Linked DNA regions of Homo sapiens: region 2 is linked to region 1. The links are chromatin loops, found by intact Hi-C in ENCODE. Cell type or tissue: endothelial cell of umbilical vein. All regions are shown on one strand. Each heading gives the region's core, and the rest is flanking DNA. Links, peaks and the distances in the headings are about the cores only.

Region 1 (16,300 bases), core at 2,794-10,793:
CTTCTACCACGTACTCAGCTATTAAACGAAGAATGTCATTCAAGAGAAGCTCACCATGGCCCTTGCCCCCAGCGCAAAGCCATGGCTTAAAGATTTTGTGCTGGACAAAAGCAGGCCACAAAACAGAGAGCTGCAAATTTCTCCCTTCTTAGGAAACATCATTTGCAACTGAATTTGGAGAAGTTCAAGACTAAGGGCATTCTCGAAATCACTGGAGCTTGCAGTGAAAGGCTCTTGGGAAGAGAATGGTAGTTCCTTGAAGACATAATCTAAACTACAGGCCAACTAGTTTGCCGGAGATAACTGGTGAAAAAGAAAGTTGCGAGGCCATTTTTGGGGACCAGAACAAATCTCGAATACTGACCTGGGAAACTATTCTCTCAAAGGAGCTCAAGTTTCATTGGATCAGTCTACAAAACAATTTATTTCCCAGGACCTTGTTGAAAACAATAGCAATTAGCAGAGTTCAACAGCTTGCTGTGGCCAGGGAAAGAAAAAAGAGAGCCCTGCCAAATCCATTGTGATTCCAGGATGACTGTGGACCTAGCCAAGGCTTTGCACCCTAAGAAGGCTCAGAGGCTTTATACTGTCCAGAAGTAAAGAAAGGGATAAGAAAATGCTAACATTTTAACACAGGGGAATAATATTTGACAATTAAAATAAATAAACTGGGTTTAAATTTATCAACACAGATCCATCTCAGAAGTATAATGCTGAGTGAAAAAATAGATAAGCACAAAATTCAGAAAAATAATTGTTACCTTAGTGAAGAGAGTGAAACTGAATTAAGGAAAAACATAACAATGTTCCAACTTTATGAATAACTTTTTATTTCCATAAACGTGACAGGAAGAAAATATGAAAATAACTTTTCTTATGATTAATTTTTTATTTCTAATTATATTTTGATGTATATTAATTTAAATAAAGGTTAAGTAGTCTTTTATAATTTTCTGTAGTTCTCTTTAGGTTTGAAATGTAGCACAATTTAAATAAAGATTTAAACTATATTAGTAATATGCATTAGTAAGTGAGCTATAAGAACAGCCATAGAAAAACATGTTGCTATGGTTTGCAGGTATCCCCAAAATTCATTAATTTTCCACAACCTTGTCAATATACGATAAAGTTTAATACGCATATTTTTAGCACTTTAGCAATTTCATTCGTAGGTATAAAACTCCAGGAATCTCACCTATATGTGAAAATGAGGCATGTAAATGACCATTCAATGCAACAGTTCTTATCATAGCTATGTAAGAAAACCTCCCACATGTCAACCAAAAGTAGAGTGGTTAACCCGCAGTATAATCATACAATGAAATTTTGCAAGCTTTCAAAGTGAACCAGAGTTACACATGCTAATGTAAATAAATGTTAAATGAAACCGGCCTGGCACGGTGGCTCACACCTGTAATCCGAGCACTTTGGGAGGCAGAGGCAGGAGGATGACCTGAGGTCAGGAGTTCGAGACCAGACTGGCCAACTGAAAATACAAAAATTAGCCAGATGTGGTGGCGGGCACCTGTATTCCCAGCTACTCGGGAGGCTGAGGCAGGAGAATTACTTGAACCCAGGAGGCGGAGGTTGCAGTGAGCTGAGATAGCAACGTCGTACTCTAGCCTGGGACAAGAGCAAAACTCCATCTCCAAATAAATAAATAAATAAACATAATCCATAATCTCAAACAAGAATATGAATTTAAAGCTGCATATATGCAATATAAATAACTATAAATATTTAAAATGAAAATGAAAACAATATAATTTATGTATTTATATATTTGTAATAAAAGTATAAAAACGTGTTTAAGAAACAAAAAAATTCAGATAATGATTTCCCTGGTGTAAAATGATGTGAAATATTATTGAGAAAGATCCAGGTAGCTCCCTCCAGCTGTCTCTTAAAGATTTATTTCTTTAAGAAAAATTGAGGAAAAAAATTATAAAACCCAGTAAAAATCTAAAAGAATACAATTCAGAAAGCTGGCCTCAGATGTAACTTAATAAACATGCTTTTCTTTTATTCCATTATTTCTAACTTTCACAGTGAAGTGTTAAGCAAATATTGAGGTGATAGCTGGAATGAGAAAGTGGTATACTTTCTCCACAACACTCATTGTTTAAAGTAATATACTTATTAAACAGATGCTGAAGTACATATCTGCAATAGTCACTAATTAAAATGCATGAAAAAAATCAAGAAATTATGACACTTTAATACTGTTCATTTTCTCAATTTCTATCACTCAAACATGCCTCCGGAAAAAAAAAATGTTTTTCTTTGAAAAAACCATTTGCCTTATACTTCCAGAAATACTACAACTTGCATTTACGACACTCTTCAAAAATAAAATCTTTTACTTTCAGACTAAATCAATTTAAAAATTGTTTAAGATTTTATATTAAACTTCGTCGAGCTAATGTTATTGCTATTGGATGTGGTTGACTGTATCTATTGACTTTGACATTGTCATTCCGAGTTATAAATATTAATGGTAGCAAAACTTCTATGGATCAATAAATCTCTACAGTGATTTTAAAAATGCCAATTTTGTCTGAAGATTAAAAGTATATTTTGTATATTAACTAAAAACTTCTTCATCAATGATTACATTCTCTCTTCCCAGACTTTCCTCTCTGGTATACAGCCTTGGTCACAGACCAGAAAATCTGTAGTTCACCAAAAGTTTCAAGAATTAAGAGCCAGTGGAATTCACAGTACTTACGGAATTGGATGCCAGGGGATGTGGTGATAATGACTATAGCTCTCACTTCCCAAAGCAAAGTGGACAAAACAGAAATGGGCAGTTTTTCCCATGATTTCTCTGTAGAGAGAAAGAGAAAGTACAGATACATTTTGTTTTTCAAACTTCCAGCCTAATATATTTGTTGGTTGGCCCTATCAAAATCTCAACACATCCAAAACTGAACTAGCTCATGTTCTACTCTATGCCCATCTAACTCCACAAACTTCCTCCTCTCACAGCAATCTCTGACTCTGATAATTGCACCATGACCTGTCCACACAGGGAACCCCCGTCTTTTCTCTATCTCCACCACGATCATTTGAGTTTAGGTCACTATCGCCTCTTGCTTCGACCTTTTCCCATCATCTGCTTGTTTTGCCTCCCTCCGGTTTTCAACTATCCAATATAGTCTACAACAATGATGGTGAGTGGCTCCTCTAACATGAAAAGTGAATCACGTCAGGGCTTTCAAGTTGTGTTTGGTATAATGTTCAAACTTTTCATTATATTTTCAGGACCCTTCTTCACTATCTCCTGCCCATGTATCCACATTCACCTCTTGTCACTTCACCCCTCCACTTTAATCTCCAGCAATACTCACTTACCTTTTAATTTCTTGAATCCAACTAATTCTTCTTGGCCTCCAAGACTTATATGCTAATACCTCTTCTTGAAATATTTCCCATTTCTATTTTTAGTCTAGATAATTCTCAGGTATCTTTCTGGCATAACTTAATGGCTACTTCTTTCAGGATGCCTTATTTGCCCTTCTAGGTTAAGATATGTCCTATTGTATTCACCTGTATTATCTATCCTGTCACAGCATTTATGCATTTTAGTTTATTTGCTTCCTGACTGACCGTAATCTCCATAAAAGCAGGGGCTATTGTCATCTTGCTCACCGTTAAACAGCTAGTACCTGAAACCTGTGTGGCATATAGTTGATGCCTAGAAACTTTTTTTGTGAAGGAGGCGGTAAGCAAATAAATACATTACCAAAAGGAACATAGCAAAGGTTCTTAGGTATGGTATGGTCAGAAAGAACACTCTCATAAGTCAGGCGAAGTCATACATAGGCAGCAGGTATACACAGAAGCCTTGGGTCTACAGTGAGTTAGTTCTCCAAGGTTCAGTACAACTGCCCAGGGCAGATGGAGTCTCATCACCATGTGCTCCATGTAACTCTGCTGCTGAGGGACTCCAAAAGCACTTTGCTCTGGGTTTTATACCCTAGTCCCCAGCTGAGTCACTGTGCTGAAGCACTGTAGAACATCATATGCTGGGAGAAATGAGGACACAAACTGGGCTGTATCACATATTTCCTCTTTATCTCAGAATGTTCCTCTTGGAATGTCTGATAATTGTAACCAAGGAGGAGAAGAACTGGGTCAGCAAAGGCCATCTGGACACCTGTCCTTCTGCAAATCATTAAGGCCCATGCTTCTAGAAAGGGGACAGTGAAACAACATTTATTTGAAATATCATGAATGATAGAAATAACTGGTTATTCTTATTTTTGTTATACTTTATTCAAATATTTTTCAAATGTTTCTTGATAGATAAATAAGGTATCATCCCCCAAGTCTTTTCATAAACTTAGAATTTGGAATCATGTCTCTATGTTTTTTTGGTTTAATAGTTCTCTCTTATTTGTATTTTTGACAGCTTCTTTTGCACAATTATATTTCACTTCACTGTACGTTCTGAAGTAGAAAAGTACATTTAGATACATAATACAGTATGACAAGAATAATCCTTAAACACGTATTAGCCATGAATTACTATAAGTGATATGGACTAAATAGCTTAACCTATCATTATAGAACACAATTATTGGAGATCGACAATGGGTTTCAATTTGCATATATTTCTGGTCAATTGTTTAAAGCTGCCTTATATTCTTTTGGGAAGAGAGAAGGTGAAACAATATGAGATAATTAGCAAGGAAAATAATCATGTTAATTATTAATGTCAACCAGCGAATGAGAAAAAGGTGATATGGAAGGTCCATCACATAGATACCCTCATGATATTCTGCAATTATTTAGTAGAAAAATAAAAATGAAAGTGAATGGCCCTAAGTAGCTAGCACAAAAGAGGTAGATATTTGGATGAATGACACTTTGAAATACGTATATTGAAACACAAATCATACACACACACACACACACACACACACGTAATACGTGATCATTAATCTATGACATTGTAGTATTAGGGTAGTAACTCTATTAAGATTTAATTAAAAAATTAGTAATTCTTCCAAATCTGATATTATAAGTGGGCTAAAAATGTAATCATAATGTATTTTGAATGTTTCACTTCTAAGCACAAATAGAAATAATCTAATGAATTTCCATGTAAATATAATATTAGTTATATTGAAATAATTAAGAATGCAGAAAGAATATAAATTTAGTGAAACATTTTCCCTTCCCAGGAAAATCTAGCTGCATAATTACATTGTAGTAAAATTTTGCTTGTCAAAATTTATATTTTACAGCCAGGCGCAGTGGCTCACGCCTGTAATCCCAGCACTTTGGGAGGCCGAGGTGGGTGGATCACAAGGTCAAGAGATTGAGACAATCTTGGCCAACTTGGTGAAACCCCTTCTCTACTAAAAATACAAAAATTAGTCAGGCGTGGTGGCAGTCTCCTGTAATCCCAGCTACTCAGGAGGCTGAGGCAGGAGAATAGCTGAAACCCAGGAGGCAGAGTTTGCAGTGAACTGAGATTGCGCCACTGCACTCCAGCCTGGTGACAGAGCAAGACTCCATCTTAAAAAAACAAAACAAACAAACAAACAAAAAATTTACATTTTACAGAGCCCATTTTGTTTCCAATGTTTATATAACTTCAATTGTTTTAGAAATATATTATTTTTTGAAAAAGAAATTAAAATAATCTGCTGATACTCTACATAATTGTCTCATGGTTTATGATTGTAAGTAGTACAATCAGACCTTGAAATAAATATATAATTCTTATTATTAACTGGGGGATTAAGCCTTTACTAAATATCAAAATTTTACTGTAATTAAATTTGACTGACATTTTACTAGACTTTTCACTAAGCATCATAAACAGATAATACCATATCATGCTTGTTTTTATTTCCTCATCAATTTCCAAGCATCGGGTATATTGCCTAGAAAATAGTTGGCATGTGAAAAAATTTTTTTCAAAGGATGTCTCACAGAATGACAAATGGAGAATTATACATACAAGAAATGATGTTTTAAAATACAATGTAAGCATAATTCTCTCTGAAAAATAAAAATTGGGGCTATAAAACCTTAATATAAACAGCTAGTAATGGCAGAGGCAGGACTTGAATTCCATATTTTCTGTTTTCCAGGTAAAATGTACTTCATACCATGTAATCATTTTTAAAAATAAATATATCTATAAAGAAATTAGTTATAATTGGCTATTTGTTTATAACAAGTTTATTCATGAGCAATGTAGTCTGCTACTAAAATGTATCCATTTATGTGGTTATTTATAAATTACTTACATAACAGCCCCTACCTGAATCCTCAAGAGACATGTTTGAGCCTCTAGGGGTGAAAACCGGGCAGTGACATTTATTTGACTGGTTTTCAGTCAGTCACTCCACAAGGTGGCAGTGTAGTATTATTACAAATAATACCCCTCCTGCAATTTTTTTCTTTTTTTAAGAATATGTTTTTTTCGTGTACGTTGGGGAATTATTTTACCTTTTCTTTTCCATGTGATATATCTTAAGGTTAAACAAATTCTGAGTAAATTTTAGATTTCATACATTGTACAAACAAGACAAAATGAGCTTGTTTTAGGTGCCTGAATGATACAAGCTATCCAAGATTTGTTGAATATCATGTCAACATTTTGAAGAGAAATATCTTTACTGAAAAGGGAAGGAAACCTCATGTATATATAATCATTTCTTATTGTCTTACAAAAGCACATTACGTTGAAAGGGAAGGTTCATCACAATCTATATTGAGTCTAACGAAGGTAGTGCTCTGAATTTAAAATTATAATTCTGGATCTTTTCATGTACGTTTTTAATTATAAAGAGGAAGAATCACTTGTATGATTGCACATATAAATTCATATTTCCCATGTATACTTCCGTTTTGAACTATAATCTTTTTAGTAAAATTCGTCAGAATCTACAAATCTGTAAAAGTATCCGAAGAGTATCTCATCAACTCCTTTGTGTTCTGTAGAAGCTTTCACAAAGCTATTGTCATGCTCAAGAATTCATGATATTCCAAAGTTTCACCGTTAAGTAGAAATAGAGATACAGAAAGAGGCATGCTATGAAGTTTTTAATACAGAAAGTCATGATTTTGGCAATGAATCTATGATACCTTATTTTGTCATCCTTCTCGTCTTGGATTAGTTGAAGTGGGAATGTGTTTGCAGTCACACATGCTGTAGGCAAGAAGGTGTTTATCGAGGAGCCACTATTTATTCCTATTTTCAGAGAGCTGTCCCCAGCCTAATGAATACATAAGATAATAAGAACAATTCTGTTACCCATTTTCATTATTTCCTTTCTTTTTTCTCTAAATGTTTTTTTTTACTGTAATCACTTATGGTCTACTAAAAAAAGGGCTTCTTAAAATTCAAAATATTATGGTCTTCTTAATTGGGTTCTATCTTCCCAGCACTATTTCACTTTTTTTGTGGTAACAGATACTTCTCCATCCTTTTAAAGAAATATTTTCTTCCCCACTTAAACCATATTATGAGGGAGTTCCAGTCCGGTGCTTTGATAATTTATGGAGCTGGACCTGTAGCCTAGACCCGGTCAACCATATTTCCCTATGCCTCTAAGCAGAACAATTAAGAGTAGACTTATGACTCAATCCAGGCCAATCACAATCCTTCCTTAGAATGTAATCTATTAGAACTTGGAGAGAGAAAGAAAGAAAACTGCAGTGGGAAAGGATTTAGCCAAGGAGAGAAAAATTGACGAGGGGGGCAGTATGCTGATGGTATTTAATCTGCAGTTTCAGTCACTGAAGTCCCTGCAGATGATACCTGCTTATCTTCTGTTAATTCTGTGATTTCATATAGGATCTTTCCTATAAACACCATTTTCTGCTTCAGTTAGTTTATTTGGGTTCCTGCCATTTGCAACCAGACAAATTCTGACTAGACAACTGTTTTGCAAGATCTGCAAGTGATATTTTTAAAAGTAATTTTATTGATCATCTGGCAAAATACAGGTAAGTAAATCACAAGAAGTAGGACATATTGTAAAATATATGATAATCATGTTTTAAGCCCTTTATAAATATCAGATTTGGACGAAGAATTACAACTCAAAGAAAAGTATGTTACAAAATAAATAAATATGTTGAGCTGTAATTGAGCTATAATTTTAATTCAATAAATGTTTTTGTTTTCTTAATAAAAATTTTAATACCACACCCAACTCTCCCAACTTCATATTCCTCACCATCACAGCTAAGCATTGGAAAAAGAAAAAAATTAGGCTGGGTGCGGTGGCTCATGCCTGTAATCCCAGCACTTTGGGAGTTCGAGGTGGGCGAATCACTTGTTGGTCAGCCTGGCCAACGTGGTGAAACCCTGTCTCTACTAAAAACACAAAAATTAGCCAGTCGTGGTGGCATGCACCTGTAATCCCAGCTGTTTGGGAGGCTGAGGCAGGAAAATCGTCTGAACACAGGAGGAGGAGGTTGCAGTGAGCCAAGATTGAGCCACTGCACTCCAGCCTGGGCAACAGAGCAAGATTCCATCTCAAAATAATATAATAATAATAATAATAATAATTAGTCAATGAGGCAGAAAAGGAGTCAAAGGAAGAAGAAGGTTCAAAGGTGGGGGTTGTAAAATAAAAATCAGAAGCCTGAAGGAAATGATCATTAGAGAAGCAGAGAAATGTCAGGTTGTGTTCATGGAGTTGAGAATAGTGAAGTCAATATCTGTATGTCAGAACAAGATGCATTAAGAATCCACTGAAGAACATAAGAAATGGCACTGCGGAAAGAATTCAAAGTTGAGAACCAGTAAAAATAAAAGAATTATGGAAATATGGGAGTTTAATAAAGAAATCTGGGTATTATAACTTTATTATGGATGATGTCTATTTTGGCTAAGGTACATTTTAGTTTATCATTCTTCATTTTTGCTTTTATTTTGTTGCATTAATTGTTTTGTTCTAACTTATTTTTAAGAATTACAGTGCATCTGCCTGATTACATTTGAGGATTATCTTGAAGTGTCACCAACTAAATGAGCAAGTGTACTTAAAAAGAAAAGAAAAACAAGATTTAGATCTTGATAATTTTGTGGTACAAGGTAACTATATGGTGTGTCTTACATTTAAACTTTTGATAATTGTATGTAAAGTTAGTTTAAAGTAAACTATATTAAAGAACATGGCAAATGTAATTAAATGAACATTTTGAATAATGGAGAGCAATAAAGAGTACTTGTATATTTTGAATCAGAGAGTTGGTGCTATTGATAAGGAAAAAAATCAATGAATGTGCTATGGTTATTGATTTTTCAAGAGAAACTGGTTCAGAAAAAAATAATGTCAGAGAAAAAGGACAAAATTTTCATCAAAGGGTAGCATTGTACAAGTGTTCAATTCTACATTATCAGTGCTTACTGCCAATTGAGAAAAAGCAATGAGATAAAAATTCCATCAAACTATGAAAGATTAATTTTGTCACCTGTGTGAAAGATAAACATTTTAAAGCCATATTGATGGACATTTATAATGAGGTAAAAACAATTCTTGAACTTTTCCCCCCAATTTATTCTCCATATTTTCATTAAACAAACTTATTAAGTCAGAAAACCTAGTTGATTGCTGCCTGATATATGTCCTACATAATGAATTTCAATTATAATTATTCGGAAGACCTCAATTCTGAATTAGTGTGCTTTTTTTTTTTTTTAACTTTCAGTGCAAACCTTTAACATCGTGTTTCCCATTCTTTATATTCTCTTTAATGAGTATGAATGACAGTGATGTTTCTTGATTCTATAGCATATACTTTGTTAATGTGTAATCTGGAAAAGTTCAAAGCCAAAGAGATACAAGTGTTTGCTTTGTTTTGTTTTACTAATGTAATAATTTACCTACATCAATAAAAAGATAAAGGAAAGTTAGCCTGAACTATTCACCTGATGACTTCCAGTTGAGATTTTATATAATATCTTAAATACCACAGTGGTCACATAAGCATACAATATTATACATGTGTACTTCTGAAGTTATTTTTCTAACATAATACTATGATATGGCATATTGTATATTAAATAGAATAATTATTGTCTAAGAAAATACATGTAGTTAATTGTTTCTTTTCTCTAAACTATATTTTTCTCAACAAATTATGTTACAGGCTAATATATGATTAAATTGTCACAGATTAGAAAATATTGAAGTTGGTACTAATAAGGTTTATTACAGGTACCCTATCAGAGAATCTAAAAAAAAGTGATACAATTTAATTTCCCAAACTCTCCCCCTTCTCTGTGTTAAAAATTAACATATTCATATATTCAAAACACATCCAGTGAGTTTCCTTTATATGAACTCAAACACTATTAGCGACCTCAATAGTTTGATGCAGACACATCTGTTGAAACCATATATAATGAAGCTCATGGCAATCCCAATGGAGCCATAAACAGATATGCTATTCAATAACTATTTCAAGTTCATTTATTTAAAAAGTCATAGAACTTTATTTTAGCTCTGTGATTTCAGTGAGAGCCATAGAACTCAATGGCTATATGCTGTTCTAGGGCTTTGACTACTAAATGTTGTGTTGCAGATTCTGAAGGGTATTTCTAGGAGTAACCAGAAGAGAGCATCCATATCTCAGAGACACGTGGAGCTAAATTAGTAAGGCACAGAAGGTCTACCACACAGCTTAAGCCAACTCTTTCTGAGGAAATGATGATAAATTTCTTTTGATCATGCACAAATGGCTTAGGAAATGACTGGGAGGTAGTTGATATTCCAAGATTCAAGCATCTGGTATTCTAAAAAAACCAATATAACTGCGTCCTAGTTCTGCAGATTTGTTATCAAAACAATTTAGGCTAAGCACTATAGTCATATACTTATTCCAGGGCACATCAGGCTACTAATGTAATTACTGAATGGGTTCTAAGCAGAAGGAAATTAAATTAAGAAAAACTGTTTTGCATAGCAGTGATTTATGGCCTACTTTACTCCCCAACTAGTGAGAAGTGTGAAATCCAAGTTTTGCAAAATACAGTTTTAATAGTAAAATATTTGAAAAAGAATTCATAGGAGGAAAAGGAGACTCATCAAATCAAAGGAGAAGTTATAATCACATGTGAGTCTTTACAGTAGTATTTGAACAATAATGGTTCTAATCCTAGTAAATGAAAATCCATTATTTTTCAAGTGCTGCAGACTATTTCAGATTCTGCTCTGCACTGGGGTATAATTTGAACTCTGTGTATGTGCACATTATTTGTATATTAATGATGTGGTTTTTCTCTATGTCTTCATTTCTAAGTCCTGATTATTTAAACCCTACTATGCTTTCTGCCCCATAAAATTAGTCTTTGGCACTTGAGTCAGAACAGAAAGTTTTCTCATATATCTCATGTCAATTAGGTCAGGTTAACTCATCATAACATTGCATGCTGAACTATATTAAATACATAAATCAAAAAATGATTAACTGTAAGTTGCAACATTTTCAGGCTTAAAGCATATTAGAAACATTGCTGGAATGAAATAATTTTGCATACATTTTACTGAAGAAATTTGGAATAGAAAAAGGCTTACAAAATGTTGGATCAATAAGAGATTTCATAATGAAGTACTGTAAATTATTCAGAAAATTATTTTCCTCATTCTTTTACAGTGTTAAATCTAAATCCTTCCCTTTGGTCTCTCTTTCCTTTCTTCCCTTTTTCTTCATTTTTTTCCTATCTTTTCCTTTCTCTCTCTCTCTCATTTCCTTTCTTCCTTCCTTCTTTTCTTTGCAAGTCTAATATCCTGAGATCTCAATTCCTTGTAATGTGGTAATTACAACCCAACCAAGGACAACACTACTTCTTAATTATATTTTTGATCAATAATATCTCTGACAATCTGACAAGTATGGAGAGTCATCACAAAAAAACATGTATATGAACATAAAACTTTTATTAGATTTAGAGAATTTAAAAATTTTTCTCCCAAGCCTAAACAGAGACATTATAACGACTGATTCATGAACTTCATGTTAGAAAAGAAAGCAAAAACAACTTGAGGTTGAGTACATTATTTTAAATACCTTATGGTGAATGTAACATTTCAAAGAAAAACTAAGTGATGTTACTATAAGTGAAACAGGAAACCTTCCCTTGTCACCCTTGCAGGGCATGCGATGGGGATGTGGCTTGCTTCTTTGGTGCCCCACTGCTCACACCTCTAGGGGAGCATGCAGATGGGCAGGCTGTGGGGCTCTGACCTCACAGCAGTGTCCAGGGGTGAATGTTTATAGCTGAAGCCCCAGTGTCATGTGTTACAGTGTGTTCTTTCAGTTTAGCCGTCCCTAGGCAGCTTGTGTTAGTCAGCTCTATTAGACTGCCTGCCTCACTCAAGGACAGAGGGCTTTCTGTATCCCAGGGTTTCTTGCCTTGGTGCACCATAAGAATTATATAACACATGGGTTCGGAGAATGAGTGCAAGGTTTTATTGAGTGGAAGTAGCTCTCAGCAGATGGGGGAGCCAGAAAGGAGATGGAGTGGGAAGGTGGTTTTCCCCTGGAGTCAGGGCACTCAGTGGCCAGGCTTTCCTCCAGCTGCCCCAGCCAAACTCCACATTGTTCTGCCGGTTGATGACCTGCCACACTGCTGGTGCCTGCCAGTGCCTGTCAGTATGCTCTTCTGCCAGTGTGTTCCTTGTGATATCCAGCCGCTTGTGTCTCTGCCAGCTAGGGTCACAGCACAGGGTTGTGGCAGGCCAGGGTAGTCTTGGGAAATGCAACATTTGGGCACAAAAACAAAAATGCCTGTCCTCAACTAGATCCCAGGGCACAGGCCTCGGGGTGGAGCCCTTACCAAGGACCCACCCTTCTCTACCAAGCACTTCCCTGCCCCACTCCCATATCATAAGCACTAAACAGATAAGCTCAAAGGTATTTTAACTAGAAATATTATATGACTTCCACCTTACTGAATTATATGCATAGTATGTAAAACCTTGAGATAAGGAGTCCATCTGTCAATTAATGATTCATCTAAAAGATTGTTACTGAACAACTAGAATGGGCCAGGCATTGCTTTAAAAAAGGAATGTAAGACAACTATTTGCAAACAGTCCAGTTGCAGGCAAGTATATTATCTCTTTTCCATGCCATCTTAACATGCAGTCATTTGAATATTAATATATATGCCACAGGATACCCTAATAAAGGTAATATCCATAATAGATAATAGTTTTTGAGCACTATAAACCCATAAAGTCTGAGACAATCAATCAATTTAGAAGTTTATTTTGCCAAAGTTAAGGACATGGCTGTGACACAGCCTCGGAGGGTCATGACAGCATGTGCCTGAGGTGTTTGGGCTATACCTTGGTTTTATATTTTAGGGAGACATAAGACATCAATCCATACTTTTAAGATGTACGTTGGTTCAGTCCAGAAAGGCAGGACAACTCATAGTGGAGGGAGGGCCTTCCAGGTCGTAGGTGGATTTGAAGATTTTTTGATCAGTAATTGGTAGAAAGAATTTATCTAAAGGCCTAGAATCAATAGAAGAAAGTGATATCTGGGTTAAGATAAAGGGTTTTGGAGACCAAGGCTGTTATTATGAAGATAAAGCTTCCACGTAGTAGGCTCAGAGAGAATAGATTGTAAATGTCTCCTATCAGACATAACCAGTCCGTTCCGTCAGTCATAAGATCTCCATTTTAATATTAATGCTGGTCTGTTGTGCCTGATTTCCAAAGGGAGGAAGGTATAATTAGGCATGTCCAACCCCCACTTCCCATTATGACCAACTAGTGTTTCAAGTTGACTTTAGAATGCCCTTGGCCAAGAGGAAGAGTTCATTCAGTTGGTGGGGGGGTGGTTAGAATTTTACTTTTTGGTTTGCAGCACTATGTAGCAATCATGCTCAGCTCTTTACACGTACTTACTCATTTAATTATGAGTATTAAATAAAAGGAAGTACATAGAAATATATTATAAACTGTAAATACATTTGCAACTTTTCCACAAGTGGTGGGGAATAGAACTATTATCTAAGAAACAGTAAGCTTAATCCCTGGATGGTTTGAAGATATAAAGTAGCCTACTGTGAGTGAAATGTTTTTAACATTTTATCATGTAAATAAATTACAGACCTGTTGTATTGCATTTAGTAATACATTTCACTATGAAAACAATGTATTTGGCAAGCAAATTAACACCTTTTTTAAGCTCAAATATTTGCCCTAGCTGTGCACATGTGTAGTTGTGCACACTCACACATACACCACACACAGACAATAGTTCTGAGAGATATAAGGTGGCAAATTGTCAGAGGCAAAAGGAAGTGAAAAACAAGAAGGAGCAGGTAAAGTCCCAGGGCTAAAACTCTCCAGCCCTTCACCACTTGTTTATCCATGGTTCTAAGCCACAAACCTTATCCTATAGGCACTATACGTAGGAACTATTTCATGTCTTTATTCCCAGACCTCAAGAAGTAAATTGCTTCTGGTATCTCATTGAAGAAATTATAGAAGAGTCTCTGAGCGAAAGATTTAGAGATAGGAGATTCACATTTGAATCCTGGTCAGGTACTTGATAGCAGTATGAAACTCGACCCAGACCCATCTATAGAGATGATCATAGCAATATAAATAAATATATAAAAATATATAATATATATGCTTATATATATTTTATATATAAACATGCAGCCATGTGAGTTTTAATATCTATGTCACAGGATATCCTAATAAATGTAGTATCACTAATAGATATTAGTTTATTATATCTAATCTTAATTTATATATTATTCTGCAGCTCTCACCCATCCCCCATATATGAACATTTTAATTTAAGTGCATTTTAACTAATTTCCCTGATCTTCCATTTAAAAAGACACTTTATTTCCTTCATTTGGAGGATGTGAGAAAACGAAGTAGGCTTAGAAAAACTCTATATGCATTACAAATTAATACAAGTATGTGGCAATAATCCGATATGTCATATACACATAGTAACTGTTACTGCATATGAAGTTTTTTTTTAAATGCCTACTTCTTAACCTACATCCTCTAGATTTTGTACTGGAAAACAAGGGATCATGTAGATGAGAATGAAGAATTAAATATGTGATTTTTATGGGTTTCCTGGTATTTATATAAACAACACGAACATTTCTTATTTACAATTAATAACATTTTGAGATGGTAAATATAAAAGCACTTTTTATTTTTTAAATTTCTGTATAGATATTAATTGTAAATACGAAATGTTTGTATTGTTTATATAAATACCAGTAAGCCTATATAAATCTTAGAGAAATATTTATCTTTATCCTGTAACATACTCAAAGATTATTCCTCTACATGATGAAGGGAAATAAAACAAAATGGTTTTACATTAAAATGTTGACATATGGGGGCTGGGTGAGATAATATGACTTACACTAAAAAAAAAAAGAAAGAATATGAAAGCAAGTTGGTTTGCACTAAAAAACATTAATGAAGGATTGTATAAGTAGGAAAATTTGATAGCTCTTCTTACTTCCCCTCACTACCTGAGAGATACCTATGTTTCTTACCTTCACAATGAAGTGATCCAATTTATGCTTTCCCGTCTTATTTCTCAGAACATCCTTTCACAAAACCAATAATCAGCTGAAGTTATTTTTGTTACCAAAGATACATTGAACATTCATACTTCTTTACTTTGTGCTTATTCTAGGACTCAATATTAGTTTCCCATTGTGGCTGTATCAAATTACCACACATTTAGTTGCTTAAACAGCACAAAGGTATGTTCTTATTATTCTGAAAATTAGACACCTGAAATGAGTCTTACTGAGCCAAAATCAAGTGTCTGCAAGGATATATTTATTTTCAAATGTCAACTGAAGTACCCATTTTCTTGCTTTTTCCAGCTCCTAGCTACTGCTGCTTAAATTCATTGGCTTGGGGCCGCTTTTTTCATCTTCAAACACAGCAGTGTAGCATCTTCAAATTTCTGATACTGATTTCACAATTCCAGTTAAATGACCTTTGCGATTATATTGTGTCTACTTTGATAATCAAGAATAATCTCCCTATTTTCACATTATCTGATTATCAACTTTAATTCTCACTTGCCAGATAACATATTTATGGGTTCCTTGGATTAAAAATTGAACAATTTTGGTGGCCATCATTCTGTCTAATGCAGATCCCAATCCAAACTCATATCTCTCTTATTCTGTAGCAGTTGCTTATTATCTATAACTATGAATTGTTTTATAGCATTATTTTCATTGCTATTTGTGTAACTTATCCTTCTGAACAGCATTCTCAATGCATTAAATTTATTCATATTCCTTTCA
Region 2 (16,300 bases), core at 3,352-11,351, 230 kb before region 1:
AGGAATTATGTAACAAATTCATCCACTGATACTAAATGGGGAAGACATTTTTTGAAATGTGTAGTCATTCTTGAGAATGGGAAAGGGAATTTCCTGAAGCAGTGATATGATTATCAAGCAGTATTGCTGTGAAATTAGCAGGCATGGCTCTGTAATTTTTCTCCAGTACCGTTGAGCTGCTGTGGATCAATGTGAATCAGCAGATGGCTCAGTATAAACAGTATTGGGCTTTCATCATTGAGTAAAAGGGAAAATGAGGGGCATGGGAGGCCGAGATATTTGCAAAGGCAGTAGAGATCCTCTTCGTTGCATTTCTTCCTTAACCTTACTGTTTTTCTCTTCTGCCCATGAGGTGTCAGTTAGAAGATCACTGACTCTGTAATTCTGCAGCCAGTAGACCGTAATATGATGAATCTTTACTGAACATATTGCTATGTCATGACCCCCGTTATGGAAAAATGTGCCTCCTCAAATTCACATGTCAAAGCCCTAGCACCCAGTGTAGCTGTATTTGGAGATGAGAACTCTACAGAAGCAATTAAAGTTAAATGAGGCCTTAAGGGAGGACCCCTGATCTGATAGAATTAGTGTCTCTATGAGAAAAGACACCACAGAGCTTCCTTTCTCTCTCCCTGTGCACACACTGAGGAAAGTCCACGCAAAACCATAACAAGGAGGTGTATGTCCACAAGCCAAGAAAAGAACCCTTGCCAGAAATGAATTAACCAGCATCTTGATAATGAATGTCCAGCTTCCGAAATCATGAGAAAATAAATTTCTGTAGTTTAAGACACTCAAGTCTGCAGCATTTTGTTATGGCAGCCTGAGCTGACAAACACAGTCCCTTTTTCTCTTCTCTCCCAGAAAGGTCAAAAAGGGTATTTGAGATGGTACCATAACTTGTAGGAGGAAAGCTGAGTTGGCAAAATTTTACAGCATTTCTTTTTGTTATTTTTTCACTGAATCTATTAAAAAAGAGGAAATGGAGCAAAGTTTGAAAACTTTTGATAAAGCTTTTATCCCCCGCCAAAGGTAGTTATCTCCATTTAACAGGTGAGAAAACAAGAGCCTTAGGAAGGTTATAAAATTTGATTAAAGTTATGTGTTGACAACAAAAAACTGAAGTAATGTGTCAGGGGTCTGGGAAATCTTTAAACATGACAGGATTAAAGCTTATGCTAACTAGCAATACTAAGATTTTACAGGTAAAATAAAGACAGTTGCAAACATCTCAATTTGAGCAAGCCTCTTGGCATTTCTGTGGGTTAATGAGTTAAACAGACGGCCAAGGTGAACACCATATCAGCAAATGGGGCATTGTGTAGTCAGGAATGCGTAATTGCCAAAAGAGGTATAATGCCATTATTCACGGTCTTGGAAGGTAACCTCAGAACTCATGAATTTTCCAACTGAGAGAGTGTTTTTGTTATTCATGGTGGGCCCCTTGGACCACAGGAGGTAGTGGATGCTAACCAGGTGACTCAGGGTTTCCTGGAGCCACATCATATCAGTCCAATCTCTGTACAGGAGTTTTTGAATATTGAGTTCAAGTACATACACAATAAATCAATTGATCATAGATAGATAATAAACTCTTAATGAAACTTGAGACACCAAAGCTCAGGTGAGCTGCACAGGTTTGTAAGGTCTTATGCATATCATTTCAGATCAATGGCTGGAGGATAATACATCTTCAGAATGATGGAAGCTTTGCTTTGGGAACCCTTCCAGACTGCACCCTTTGTGTTCCTTCCCTTGACTGATTTTTTTTTCCCCGAGAGACAGAGATTTTTTTTTTTCCTCAAGACGGAGTCTTGCTCTGTCTCCCATGCTGGAGTGCAATGGCATGACCTCGGCTCACTGCAACCTCCACCTCCTGGGTTCAAGCAATTCTCCTGCTTCAGCCTCCTGAGTAGCTTGGATTACAGGCTTGCACCACCATGCCTGGCTAATTTTTGTATTTTTAGTAGAGACGGGGTTTCACCATGTTGGCCAGGCTGGTCTCGAACTCCTAACCTTGTGATCCACCTGCTTCGGCCTCCCAAAGTGCTAGGACTATAGGCGTGAGCCACTACCCCCGGCCTCTTGACTGAGTTTTAATGTATCCTTTTCCTGTAATAAGTGTAGCCATTAGTCTAATAGGTTTTAGTGAGTCCTATCTTTCAGAACTAATGAATTTTGGAAGAATTCATTAGTCTTTGTAATGAAAATTATTGAACCTGAGAATGATTTGGGGAAACTCTTGAACTTACAGTTGGTATCATAATATAGGGTAATCTTATGTGGACCCTTCCCTCTAACTTTATAGTTGGGACTCAACTTCTTGAAGTTAGAGTCAGACATGAACTTACTTGGCCATCTGGAGGACTGTGCCAATAACTTCACAGTTCGACTAACTCTCCATAGACTTAAGAATGCTTGAGTTAGATGTCAGGAAAAAATAAAATATTAGTTCAATTTAGATTACACTTTTCTGCAGCATATCCAAGTAGCAATATGTAGAAAGCAGTACTAAAGAATTAATATATCCAATTCTTGAGTTCAAGACAGAGACCCCAGGGATGTGAATTTGGTTGTCTATAAAACATAAATTATATTTGGAAACTTATGGGAATGGCAACATTCAAGACAAAATTATGAAGAAACAGTTACCTAATTACTTTCAGAGGTTCATTCTGTCACATGAGAGGTGAACCAGTGTTTCATTACAAAAAAAAAATGTAGCATGGCTAAATAAATTTTAGAAATTAAAAAGATAGTACTTGATCTTTTAGAGATTCATAATGAATACTAGTGGATTATATGTTCTGAAAAGCTGTTCTCTAATGTTTAACTTTGGTTCTTTGTTTGAAAATATGACTTTGGAAACATAGTTATTAAATATTATGTTATTTTGCTAAGGCTACCATAACAAATTAATTTCCTCACAGTTCTGGAGGCTAGAAACCCGAGATCAAGGTATTAGCAGGTTGGCTTTTTCTAAGGGCCTCTCTCCTTGGCTTGTAGATGGTCACCTTCTTCTTGTTTCTTCACATGTAATATATTGAGAGATACAGGGGAAAGGGTGTAGAGAACACATATTTTCAAAGCATATGCTCTTTTTCTTTTCTATTATCATTACAAATAAGGGTTAGCTATTGTATTTATCTGGAAATACTACTTAAAACAATTGCTTTGGTGATAATAATTATAGCAACAGAAAACTCTAAATTACAATTTTTTATCACCCTCAGGTACAATGACATTCATTTAAATTCTGGTCTACAAACCAATGATTGTGTAACAGTTTCCTTCTGCTTAGTTACTGTGTTCATTTGTTGTCCAGAGTACTACTAAAACTAATGCTAATGTAGTCTTCCAGCAATACAGTTTCCTTTAAACAATGGAATCAGGAAAACCTCCAGAGAAGTTTGAATCATAATTATTGCCCTTATGTAATGTTCTTCATAATACCTACCTTAACTCCCCTCCAAATTTTTTACTTCAGAATAATCAGTACTTATCTCCTATGCAAAGCTGCAAGGTCTTGAGGATGTGATCTGAGTCTTATGTATAGTTACATCCATTACTATAATAAATATTCACTGTTAAGTAAATAAATACAAAATATTGGCAATTGAACTTTTTCTATCTTCAAGTCATCCACACCTTGTTGTGAAGACTGACTCATAATAACCCATGTAAGGAATATCAGAACATCATGATGAAATAATTTTAGGTTTCTGATTTTAAAAATATAAGCTTGATGTAAAGGTTAAGGAGAATTCCTACCTTATACATTTAATATAATTAGATGGAGAAGGAACATAATTGTGATGGAAATAGTTGAAAAAAATTGAATGTGTATATATAGATGTATATATATATGTTCAGAAAAATAGATGATTTTGTGTTATATTTTCAACTCACATAAAGTATATGAATAAAACTGCCTGATTTAGAGCATGGAGCTGCAAGTCAAATGAGAATAATTTGTTATTAGTTAACTAGGGAATCATTGACAGTTGACACACAGGTGAATTTAAAGAACAGTTATAGTGTTAATTAAAACTAATGAGGACTTATTTTTTTAAAAGGTGATGTTTGAAGTAGGAGTTATCCAAATCAGGTGATGGAACTGATTGATCTATTAATAGACTGAATGAATCATTCATTTGTTCATTCAAAAATATTTAATGAGAGAATTCTAGGAAGTGGAGACTGGAGATGTAGCAGGAATCAAAAAGATGAGATTCTTACCCTCACATAATTTATATCTGATTGGGCCAATTAATAAGACAATTAAAAATATTACTTGTTGGGAAGGCAATAAACAAATGGATTATATAAGTATTTATTTGGTGAAAGATATTCTAGACAAGTAGTCAGAAGGAGCACTCTGTGAAAGTGACATTTATTTGATCTCAGAAAGCAAAATAGTGAGCCTCATGAAGATTTTGAAGAAGGGAATTGATTGAACTGGTATGTAAACACTACCTCTCTATGACTGTGAATCAGATGTTTACCACGCGGAAAAGGAAAATTGTCACTATCAAAAATGACCAACTTATGCAGTTAAACAACAAAACAGAACCAAAACACACACACACAAGAACGTCTCATCAGGATAAAATACTAAGCATTTATTTAGCTCAGAATTCTGTGAATTCTGGGTCAATGGATCTAGGCTGGATTTGGTTCAGAGGTAGGCTCTGCTCCACCTGTCCCTCCTCTTCCTGGGACCAGCAGGTGAGGCTAAGCATGTTTTTATGATGACCTCGACAGAAAAGCAAATGAGTAAACAAACATTCACAAGCACGTTGCAAATTTAATCCCTGCTGTGTCTGAAGACGTCCTGTTATCCAAAGTCACTCATGTTGTGAAACCCAATGTCTAGGATTGAGTAAGTATACTCCTCCCGTGGGGATGTATGAATAGTTCTGAGAACAAAAATAAAAGTTTGAGCATCCTTTGGCACTTAAAGGTAGTCCATATGTACCTTTTATCCTACCTTCACTACTTCTGATTTTTTTTTCTTATCAATGTAAACGCACATAGATTGTAGCCACAAGGGAAGCAGGAGTGACCACATGAAGCCATAGCCACCGGCACAAACAGAAGATGGGGCACAAATAGACCAGCCCTATTCTCAGTACTGAATAGACTGCAAGAACATAGCATTTTCTTTACCAGTGTAATAATTGGTCCAAACTAGGTGTTCTAGAGGCCTCAAATTTTTAATTTGTAACATAGTTTAAATTTATATTGAGGAACTCCCTGACTTATTCTGACTTAGTTATTATTTCTTCATTTAGTAATAAGAAACTGTTATTCACCAAGTATTCTAAAGTATCATTGGCTTTGAACAGAAAAATAGATAATTTTATGTTATATTTTCAGCTCACATAAAATCTGTAATTTAATTGGTGAACTTTTGAACAGTTTATAACAGCTGAAATTATTAATTGCTAATATTGATATTTTTGCAGCTATAAGGAGGCTAATGTGGACATAAGTTGTAAAGTTGCATGCTCAATAAGTTTATGGCTTTAAAATCTAAGAGTTAATGAATGCTATAATAGGTTAGTGAAGATGATGTACAACTCCAAATATTAAATGATTAAGTAGTGTTCTCTTTTTTAAGGCTGCAAAATCTCAATGGAGTTGTAAGCCAATGTTACTCAACACTCAGGAATCAAGTTTAATATATGGAAAATAAAGCTATATTAGTAGATCATTTCTAAGGCTGTCGTTAAGGTAATTTTTAGCTCTGAAGACTATTCCAAGTCTCATTGTAGGAATCCAGACCTGAAAAAAGTAGACAGTGGAAGTACCAATTAAAGCCACAAGAGGGTAGTCTTCCCACAATGAAAGCAGTAATATGTTTTTGTTTCCCTTATGTCAGCATTACATTATTAAAATTCAAATTTTAGAGGCCGTCCATTGAAGGCAGAATTTATGACCTATAATTTTTATAGCCACAAGTATTTAAAACTGTTTTAAGATGGACTAACATAAAAAATAAGTGGAGATGAACCATGATATATTAGTAAGCAAAACATGCTGTTTGAGTAGTTATGATTTTGTCTGGATAAGTAATATTTTTTAGGTGTAACCAGTTTTCAAAGAATAGTGTATCTGTGGAATGTGTGAAGAAAAACAGGATGCTCTTGAACCATACGTAGATTCTTTAATTTTGAGTAACAGAATAGCCTCTCTTTAGAATAATCCTCCAAATTTTCTCTTATTTTTTTACTGACTGTGAAAGGTTTTGCCTTTCATTCTGTTCAAGTGCTTGGCTAAAAATATTTAACAAGGTATGTACTAAGAAAAAATGGTTTTTTTTTTTCTGAGACAGAGTCTCACCCTGTTAGCCAGGCTGGAATGCAGTGACGCGATCTCTTCTCACTGCAACCTCTACCTCCTGAGTTCAAGCGATTCTCCAGCCTCAGCCTCCCAAGTAGCTGGGACTACAGGCTCACGCCACCACACCTGGCTAATTTTTGTATTTTTTTAGTAGAGACAGGGTTTTGCCATGTTGGCCAGGCTGGTCTCAAACTCCTGACCACAGGTGATCCACCCTCCTTGGCCTCCCAAAGTGCTGGGATTACAGGCGTGAGCCACCACGCCCGGCCAAAAATGTTTATTCTTTTGTTGTCTTTAAAAGTTTAGCAGTGCAGTGTGTGAAAGATCTTTTGCAGTATAAAAGAGGAGACAAGAATTCTCATCCCAAGTTTGTTACTAATTAACCAAGCAGTATAATTGACAGAAACCAATATATTCTCAGTTACTCTCTCAGTTGTTTGAAATGTAAAACAAAGAGTTTGAGGAGGTATACTCGGAGATGTTTCTTTGACTTTCCCGCCATTCTTTCCCCTAACATTGGTATATCCTCTTTATGAAGAAAACCGTAAAGAACAAGAGTTAATTCATGCTGCATCTGATTCATCTCTGAGCTAGCATTGCTTTGATCAAGGTACTGTTTCTTTGCGGAGTAGATTTAAATGCCAACTGATTTCAAACCAGTAGTGCTTTAAAGCCCCTTTGCTTGTCTTATTTTTTCACTGCTCCTTAAATTTCTCGTTCAAACCGTGAAAGTACATATGAATCAGGACTTTAGATCAAAGGTAAAATAAGTGTTTCATAACTGCTTTCTTCGTAGCTCAGAAACTATCCCATGGATTGTATTTAGTAAGAGTAAATTTATGTTATAATCTATTATGCCAGTCCTTGCTCAAAGTCTACAGTTAGCACACTAAATAATGAATTTCTTTTTGTGAAAAGTTGAGTAAGAAACTGCCCATGGGGGGCTATCTGGTAGTGATATTGAACAACCCTATTTGCTGAGGGTCAAGGCAACCATTTCCATGAGTGTTCTTTTTATCAGCAGGTGTGATGACAACAAAAGACAATTCAACAATGACCTTTCCCACTCTAAGGAACATGATTCTTCAGTCAAGGATGTGCAAATAGCTGTGGTCCTTGACTGGAGCTTCAAAACAGTATCTCAAACTCAATTCTAATTAGCTATAAAACAGCTATTTATCTGGCAATTATGTTGTTACACAGGTGTGTTGCTGCTGGAAGAACCATTCCACCACTCAGCTCAACAATGTGCATATGTTCATCTTGTTTGACTTGGTTTATGATTATATGCCGTAGTGCTGCCAAATAAATTGTTTTCAAAATGTTAACTACCTTATGCAGAAGATTGGTTTGCTATCATTTTAGTATATGACTTTGCTTCATTCATTAGATCATTTCTGTCCTTTAAATTTTCCCAAACACAAAACTGAACAGAATTCCAATCCCTCACTCCCTGTGTGGTGAATCTGAGTGTAAAAGTGGATAGAATGAACCATTCTTTACAAGATAAAAATTTAGCTTCTCCCCATTCCTCTTATTGCTTAAGGCTAAAGAGGCAGAGAAAATAAAGTTAACAGAAGGAATATAGGGATGTAGCATATCAGGCAGGTGGCTAAAGCAATTCTACAACACTTTATGGATTCATAGAACAAGAAATTGATGCAAATGACCAGGGATTTAGATGCCTCTGCCTCACTGACAATAGCATTGTTAGGTGGTGGTACTATTGCAATCACTTTCAGCTATTTTTCTTACCAACAGGCAAAGGACTAAATAAAGCATGCAGGCAGGGAACTAATATTTACTTAATCCTAACTATATGCCAGATGCTCACTCAGAGCCTCAAAACAAGCCTGAAAGGCTGATGTCATTATTTCCATTGTTCAAATGAGGAAACAAGGACTTAGAGAAATTGAATAATTTGTCAGAGTTCACATACCTCATTAGTGCCAAGGCATGAATTTCAACCCAAGTATGTGTTATTCAAAGATCAAGTATTTAAAATCGTTTTTCAAGTATTCTAAGTTCCTTCTCAGAAATTAAGGAAAAACAAAGCCTCCCTGATTTACTTTTATCTTTTCTATACCATATTTCTTGGTCTAGAAGTCTTCAGTGACATTTTTCTCTTGTTACTGAAGCGAATAGCAAATTCTTTGTCTGTGAAAATTGTTGTTAAATCACCTAACCTATTTCAACAAGGCCTCTTTTTCAATAGCATATTTCTCTTTTTTTCTCTTGCCAGGGAAAATAAAAAATGTTTCATGAATATTCAGAAAGAGATGTTCTGATAGCTACTAGCAGTCACCTATAATGCAATATTGAATGAAAACAAGGACTTACAGCATTGTGAAAATAAACTGAAACTGTGGGAAAAAAAACAAAAGATACACAATACATTGTATTGGTATTCAGAATGCCTATAGTCCTTTGGCTCAATTCTCATAGATGCATAAAATCATATTTCAAATCAGCACATTAAAATTCTCTGACTTAGACAATATATCTTTATCAAAAATCTTTTAGTAACAAACTTTAAAGGACACTCTGGATATAATAGCAAAAATCTGACATTTTCTAAGTCCATTTGATATTATCTTCTTCAAAAAGCAATAAAGAGTAATCATAACAAAAATATAAAGCCATTAATAAGATTTAATGTAATAAAAAAATACACATGTGTCAGAGAAAATGAGAACGAACATCAGTAAATTCAGAGCTCTTCATTTTAGCTAGTGCCTCAGAAGGATGTTCCTCTCAATGACAGCTTGCATTTCACTTGCACATTTGAAAAAAAAAAAGATGTTTACATTTTAGGAAAATGGGATAAATACATTCATATTCTCTTAAACATATTTTCATACTTTTAATGAAAACCAAATGTATTATAGATAGAATAGATTTGGAAAATATTGTTTTCAATTCTGAACACAGTAAGAAGTTAAAGCATTTTCAATGCTTCTTCAAAGATTATTTTTTCCCAAAAGTTTGGTAACAATAAGTCTTCTTTATATTCACCAATCAGCAATTACCTCTACCTCTTGAAACAGGTCAGTTTTCCAAAGAATTTTTGTCTGACTATTCAAAACATATTGAGTAAATTATATGCTGTCACTAAACATACACATATATATAAACAAACACACACAAACATATGTTTAGGTTTGTCACTTGATAGTATAAAGGCTTGACATTCAACCTACCTTATACCTGAGTAATTAGAGAATTTTGAACCATTTTTTCCTGAGTCCTGGGATTTTAAAATCTCCTCAGGTGATTCTAATATGCCACCCACATTGTGTAGCACTACTTAACCCTTGTGTTCTTTAGCAATCAATTCTCTATTGACTCCCATGGCAACTGAGCTCATCCATTTCAGAGGCTGCAGGTGAAAACTGTCCCGGACCTTCCCTAAGGTCCAGTCAATAGCTGAGGAGATGCCACACTGTCCACCTACACTATATGACAGTGGTTAGATTGGCCAATGAATGACTGAGTAACCCTCTTAGAGTTGGAGGCTTTTATTCCTGCGGAAACAAGGAAAGGATCCAAAATACCTGGTTTACTCCGTTCCACATCTGTTCCAGTGTCTCTCATCCCTATAATTTTGTCTCATACTTTAATTGGATTCTGTCGTAGAATTTATCAAAAATTCCAATTGTTTTACTCATCTTCCTGTCATATCGGATGTTCTCTCTTATGATACAATATAATCCATAAAAGCAACCACATTTTTTTTTCAATTCCTGATGCCTTCAGATGTTGCCAAGAACACAGTAGGCCTCCAGTGAGCACATTTTGTTTTCATAAATGAATGATTACATAAAAGGGTTGCAAAGAAAGAGACATTAGGACATTAGGATAGGTGGCCTCCCGGAAGAGCAAGGTCTTCTGATTTCCTTCCCATGAATGCATTAGGTAATAGGAGTGTGCAGCAGTGACAGGAAGGAGTTTGCTCAGGAAGGCCCTGACGGTATCCACTGCTCTCACAGCTGGGACCTCAGCCCATGTTAAGGGGTCTTGAGAATCATATTTTAAATTTTAACGTGTGTCCTTTTAATGTACTCTAATTTAAACAGCAGGTGGTTGAGGCTATTACTTTTGCCTTAGGAAAGTTCATGAAGTGAAAGAGTCAATCATGTAGGTCAAACACTAAGATCAAAACATAATCCTTTAGCATCTCCCCAGGCAGTTGGAATACAGGCTCAGGATTTTCAGCAGACCATCCCCATGGATCACACTATGAAAAATATGGGTATATTTCTGGGAATTTTAAACAAGATCTATTGTTTTTAATATCCCTAAACATAATATATGGACGGAATTTTTAAAGAATCATATACAGTAGGATATAAGCAGTAGGTGGTATGGGTCTGTTGTATAAGTGTGCACGTGTGTGTGTGCATGTGTGGGTGTGCATGTCTGTCGGTGTATGAGTTTACTAATATATATAAATAATTGTTTTATTTGCTGTATGTATATATTAATATGTTTGTGTACAATATATATAATTGGCTTTGATATACTACGTATTCTGACACATTACACGTTTATTCATATTGTACAAACAAGGAAATTAAACGTACAAATGCTTAAATATGCTATTTAATGTCACAACAAAGAGGAGTAAAAAAAATTTGTTCAAAATCACAATTATAGTCTTATTGCTGTTATTTTATAGTCCTTTTCTTTAAAATTATGCAGAAAAATTACCCAAAATATATTTCATCAAGAAAATATGTCAAATCTTGCATTGACAAACAATAGGATACATAATTTCACTGCCTATCAATCAACATAGCCCAGTATCTAGAAGTAAATCGAGAAAACAATCATTTTAGGCTTAATCTTATTTGTATAAAGAAATATTCACTAACAAAAATATTTTAAACTCTCATGTAGTATTTATTTTGTAGTATCTTATATATTAGAAAAAATTTGTTTATTATATTAGAATATACAAAATTAAATAAACTAGGGATTATTTTTCTGTTAAAGAAAACCTAATGACTTCTTGTGTTGTTTTTGCAACTTGGTGTTATATTCGTCACTTTTTTTTTTTTTTTTTTTTTTTGAGACGGAGTCTTGCTCTGTCACCTAGGCTGGAGTGCAGTGGCACAATCCTGGCTCACTGCAACCTCCGCCCCCCCGGGTTCAAGCGATTCTCCTGCCTCAGCCTCCCGAGTAGCTGGGACTACAGGCGCTTGCCACCACTCCCAGCTAATGTTTTGTATTTCTGGTAGAGATGGGGTTTCACCGTGTTAGCCAGGATGGTCTCAATCTCCTGACCTCGTGATCTGCCCGCCTCAGCCTCCCAAAGTGCTGGGATTACAGGCGTGAGCTACCATGCCTGGCCTATTTGTTACTTTTAATGAAAAATAAAAGTAAGTGGAGGTAAACAGATATAGAAACTGATGGTGGAAGACCCCAGAATGATGGAGTTACTACCAAAACCAAATATTCTCTAGTAATAGTAAAACTTTTGTAGATAAAATGTTATTCTATAAGTGGAAAAAACACAACTATGATATTAATTCTTTGGAAATTATGATTTATTCTGTTATCAATAATTAAAGAATGCAAATAAATATATATAGTAGCAATGGATTAAAATGGCTGGTATAAGTTTGTACTTCAAGTTACTTAGAAATAGATGCCCTTGAAGAAATGCAGTATATTTCTGCAAGTAACTAGGTCAACTTGGGGTTAAAATACTAATGGCAGCATGCTTAGACAAATCTGGTTATGGCACAATATCCATAACTTTTATACTATAACTTTATTATCTGAATATTTGATATATAATTTAACATAAAATATAGAATATATTCAAAATATAGCACAGGGTAACTAAATATCTTTGGATACCTTTTCTGCTTCACAATTGCCTATTCTACTAATTCCGTTTACATATTCTTTACTTAGCAATTCTAGTTGGGTGTTATTGATGGAACCTGCCAGAACAGCAGGTGTACAGGGCAAAGAGTAAATTTGTGTATCATGACGGCTAATTTCATTAGTATGGCCAGCCAAGCTGTCTTCTCTATGTATTTGAGCCTGAGCCTCAAATACTGTACAAAGCTTATGTGTCAAAAAACAACTTTTTAAAAACACTGCCCTTTTTAAAACTCAGAAGCCTATTTTTAACTCTGTTGACCCAAATATAACAAGATTTTGACAAAATTCTATGCAATTTTCTGTAACTATTCTATTTTTCTTTTCTGATTAGCTACTACCTTAGGCAATCCTATGCCAACATGAACACTACAATGATTCAGTTGAATCATATCTGATTTATACATTCATATATACATGTGTGTTTGATATGCAAAATCCTATGATCAGATCTCTTTATGTGTTGGAGTATTGGTGGGGGATTCAGATCACTGTAGATTCTTAGTCATAATAAATACCAAAAAATGTAAGTTTGATGTTGCATTGCTTGTTTTTCCTTCTAACATACTCTGTTATTTCTCAAAAGGGGAAAATAGGATAATAGTAACACTCACATAAAGAAAATTAATCAATCAATCATAGGTATAAAGGTTTCATAGCATCTTTTAGGTCATCCTGTCAACTCCTGAGGGCTGGGTGAGATTGTCACTGAAATCTTCTTTCTGGTATTTATCAAAAATAGTACCAAAAGTGTTAATAAGGAGAATATTTTTTCCTGATGTATTAATGCTCAGAGCTCAGAGTAAATGCTATTAATATTCATTGCAGCAGAACTTTCATTGTTATCATGGTCAGAGATCATTTGGAAATGATTTTGTTGTGTCTGCTAATAAAGACATCAGCAGTTCTACAGTCGTTTATTAGTCAGATTAAAAAGTCTCTATTTTAAAACTGTAAGAGTTGTTAGAACATATTTCTTCTTCGTTTGATTTTTTTGTTTTCTTATCTGTGTATTCAGTTATTTGTTTTAAAGACATTTCAGACACTACAGGCCTCATTCTACCAGAGCTTTGAAAAAAACATGAGCAATATACGTCCATTTAAAAAATATGAAAATGAGCAATCCAAAATTTAAATTCTGTATGTAAAACAATAAGTCTCTGAAGGCCAAACTAGGTCATGAAAAGAAAGAGAGAATAAAGATTTACAAAGGAGACCAAAGGCCTAATGCTCTCAAGTAAAGATTTTTTGAATTAGCCTCAAATGAGAGGAGCATGTAGTGATGCTAGAGAGAAGCCATTTATTGGTTCAGATAGGACATTTTAACATTGTATGGCTTTATGTTCCCCAGGATGTGTGACTTTCATTTTCCCATTTTCACACCATTAAGTATTATATGATTCCTGACTACTATGATTCACTTTTGAACCTCCCAGCTTTCCTTCTTTTAAAAATATCCATTCTACTATATGTCATATTTTACTTACAGTTTAAGATGAAATAATTTCATCTCAATTTCAAGTATCTGCTTCATCTTAATATAAGTACTGCAATTTTACTGATTTCTAAAAACCACATAATTTCCATATTCATCTGAATTTTCTTAACTGATGATGTACTTTAATTAGTATAAATGTTCTTTCAAAGCAATATCTGAGTAAAATATGATTGTGTCAGTAGTTTACCACATTACAAAGTTTAATTAGACTGTCACAGAGTAAAAGGGACATGGATGATATTAATTATCTTTAAAGTAATAATAATGAAAAATCAGTCTAAAATAGTCAATAGTCAATATTCAATTTCATATTGTTGTGAATTTCAGCCGTGGTATATGTGCAATGCTATAGATGAAGTAGAGTAGCTATGTAACTGAGATATAGTTACTTTTCATATAGATGGGACAGTAATATGTAGACCATTGTGAGCTGATGCTGCTCCTGCCCAAACTAATGACTTGTCTGGCAGGTTATGTAAGGTTGTGGTTTTTCCAGCCTGGTGCATCTTTCCACTACCTGGGCCATATTAATATGAAACAGTAGGCATGTGTGCTGGGAATACTAGGGAAGCATTGGGAAGTGACTACTCAATTGCATATACGTTTATGTCTGGTACCAATAGCCTTAAAGTAAAGTAAAATTACTTCTATAACCTTAAAAATAATTTTCTCAAATACCTCCTTGCAGTTTTAGTTATATATATGAGTGTGTGTACATATATATTTAAGTTTAAATCATTGCAAACAGAAAAGGATCCTATTTTGTAGCACACAGAGTTTATTCAATTTTGTGAACCTTTTTGTAAACTTTCTATTAGAAAAAGAAAATTTATAATGCACAACTATAAATAAAAAATCAAGTATGAGAGAATATTTAAATAGAAAATAAATTGCAAATGTAAAAGCTGACAAGTAAAGTAAATATCCAGAAAAATAACACATTGTTATTAATTTACTGCCTGGCACTCATCTGTAATACTTTTTTTAAATACCAGTGTTGTTGGCAGCATTCTTTTTGATCCTAACTTCATGTGACAATGATTTTGTAAAATCTACAGAGAGAAGAAGGAAATTAGTCTTCTTTTAACATGTTGAAATTTATTTTCGTTTTTTTTTAGTTGGAATATATAATGTACTTGACTTTACAAAGATACGTACTTGTTAATTTTTATTGTTGCACAGGTTTTGTTTACATACCCAATAATTCTAAAATTTATATTTTATGTAATTCCCATGGAAAAAAAACAACCTTAAGTTACTTGTTGTACTTCCAATTGTCAAAACTGCATTTTCAAGTATATTCCTGAGGCCGAAAATTTCTGTTTAAAATGGGCGCTTCAATAAGAATCCACTAAAAACTGTACACATCTATTGACTGGAAAAATTTTCCTCAGAACAACTTCTGGCTCCACACCTCTCAAACTCTACTTCTTCTATGGTACCCAGATACTCCAAGTTCTAGATGCCATTGGACATGCTCATATCACAATACAACCTCTGGCCTTGTAATGATAATGGGTGAGTGGTCACTGTGAGCGATGAGAATATACATGAAAATGATTTTTACACTGGGATGATGAACAATAGTCAAATTCACCAAGTGGATTTGATTTGTATGAATTTATCTCCCTAAACCCAAACTAAATATATCACCAACTCAGTTTCCCCTTTGAGTCACAAAATTCCCAAGAAACTTTAAAACCACATACAGATTTGTGAATGAGGGTAAGTAGAATTGGAATGAGACAAAGGTCTTAACCAATTGTAGTTGAAGTAACTTATTTTTGAAAATATGAAAAGAACATATGGCCTCATAAACACATTTTTAGGGCCTCTCTCAGGTCTTCCTTGGAAAAAAACCTGTGCAAATGAAGGGCTCTCAACTACATTTATGTTGCTTGTTGTTCTCCTTGAAGTAATGTTTTTTCTTTGTCCTCCAAAAAAATTATCTTAAATAAATTTATTTAATGTTTGATATGATTTTTTCTAGTTCTAGTTCTAATACTTATAAGCAGTAAAAATGTTGTATATAAAAATATATATTTACATTTTTATTTTTGGTTTTCTGGAATAAAAGTTATTACGATTATTATTTGTACCCGAATCCTCAAAACAACATAAATATATTACATATTTTGAAAAATATTATATTTTATAATGCATCATTTAATGAGAGATTTTTTTCAAAGACCAGTGAGTGAGAGTTATTTATTATCAATAGGAAACACTTTTCAGTTTCCAATCATTTCCTGCTTTTTTTTATAGATATAAGTACCAAGAAGTCTTCTTAATGAAAGTAAGAAAAAAAATGGAGTTTGGTTATAGCAACGCTAATAGTTGAAACTTTTTCTGACTTATATGCTACATATCACACAATAATCTATCATCTAATTATTTTATATATTTCAACTCAACTAGGGTCTTCTTCATAATACTAAAAGTCTCCTAATTTGAAAGAGGCTTTCAAGTCTTGTAACTTCTGTTTCTGCTTACTGCTAAGTAAATTAAAAAAAAAGTTTTCTCAAGACTTTCCAGGGATAATTATTTATTAATTATATGAATTAC

Evidence for each region. Peaks named below come from ENCODE experiments on the same cell type or tissue, not always from the same donor. Only the 100,000 strongest peaks of a DNase experiment are listed, where the experiment ranks them.
Region 2: a loop joins it to region 1, with 8 times the contacts of the local background. A loop is called at or near these places in 5 of 110 quality-filtered maps.

Annotation. Positions count from the first base shown.
Region 1 is chr4:65,001,675-65,017,974 of GRCh38, forward strand. It overlaps LINC02232 (long intergenic non-protein coding RNA 2232), which reads right to left and starts at 2,826. Exons shown (of 7, transcript NR_033976.1): 1 at 2,729-2,826. In endothelial cell of umbilical vein, for the core only: a CTCF peak has its summit at 6,302; a DNase peak (open chromatin) is centred at 6,377.
Region 2 is chr4:64,776,101-64,792,400 of GRCh38, forward strand. All of the region lies in intron 2 of LOC107986284 (a long non-coding RNA gene), which reads left to right. Among named protein-coding and RNA genes, the nearest start is that of LINC02232, 220 kb to the right of the region's middle. In endothelial cell of umbilical vein, for the core only: a CTCF peak has its summit at 5,810 (motif pointing right); DNase peaks (open chromatin) are centred at 5,831 and 8,211; H3K27ac peaks cover 1,525 bases.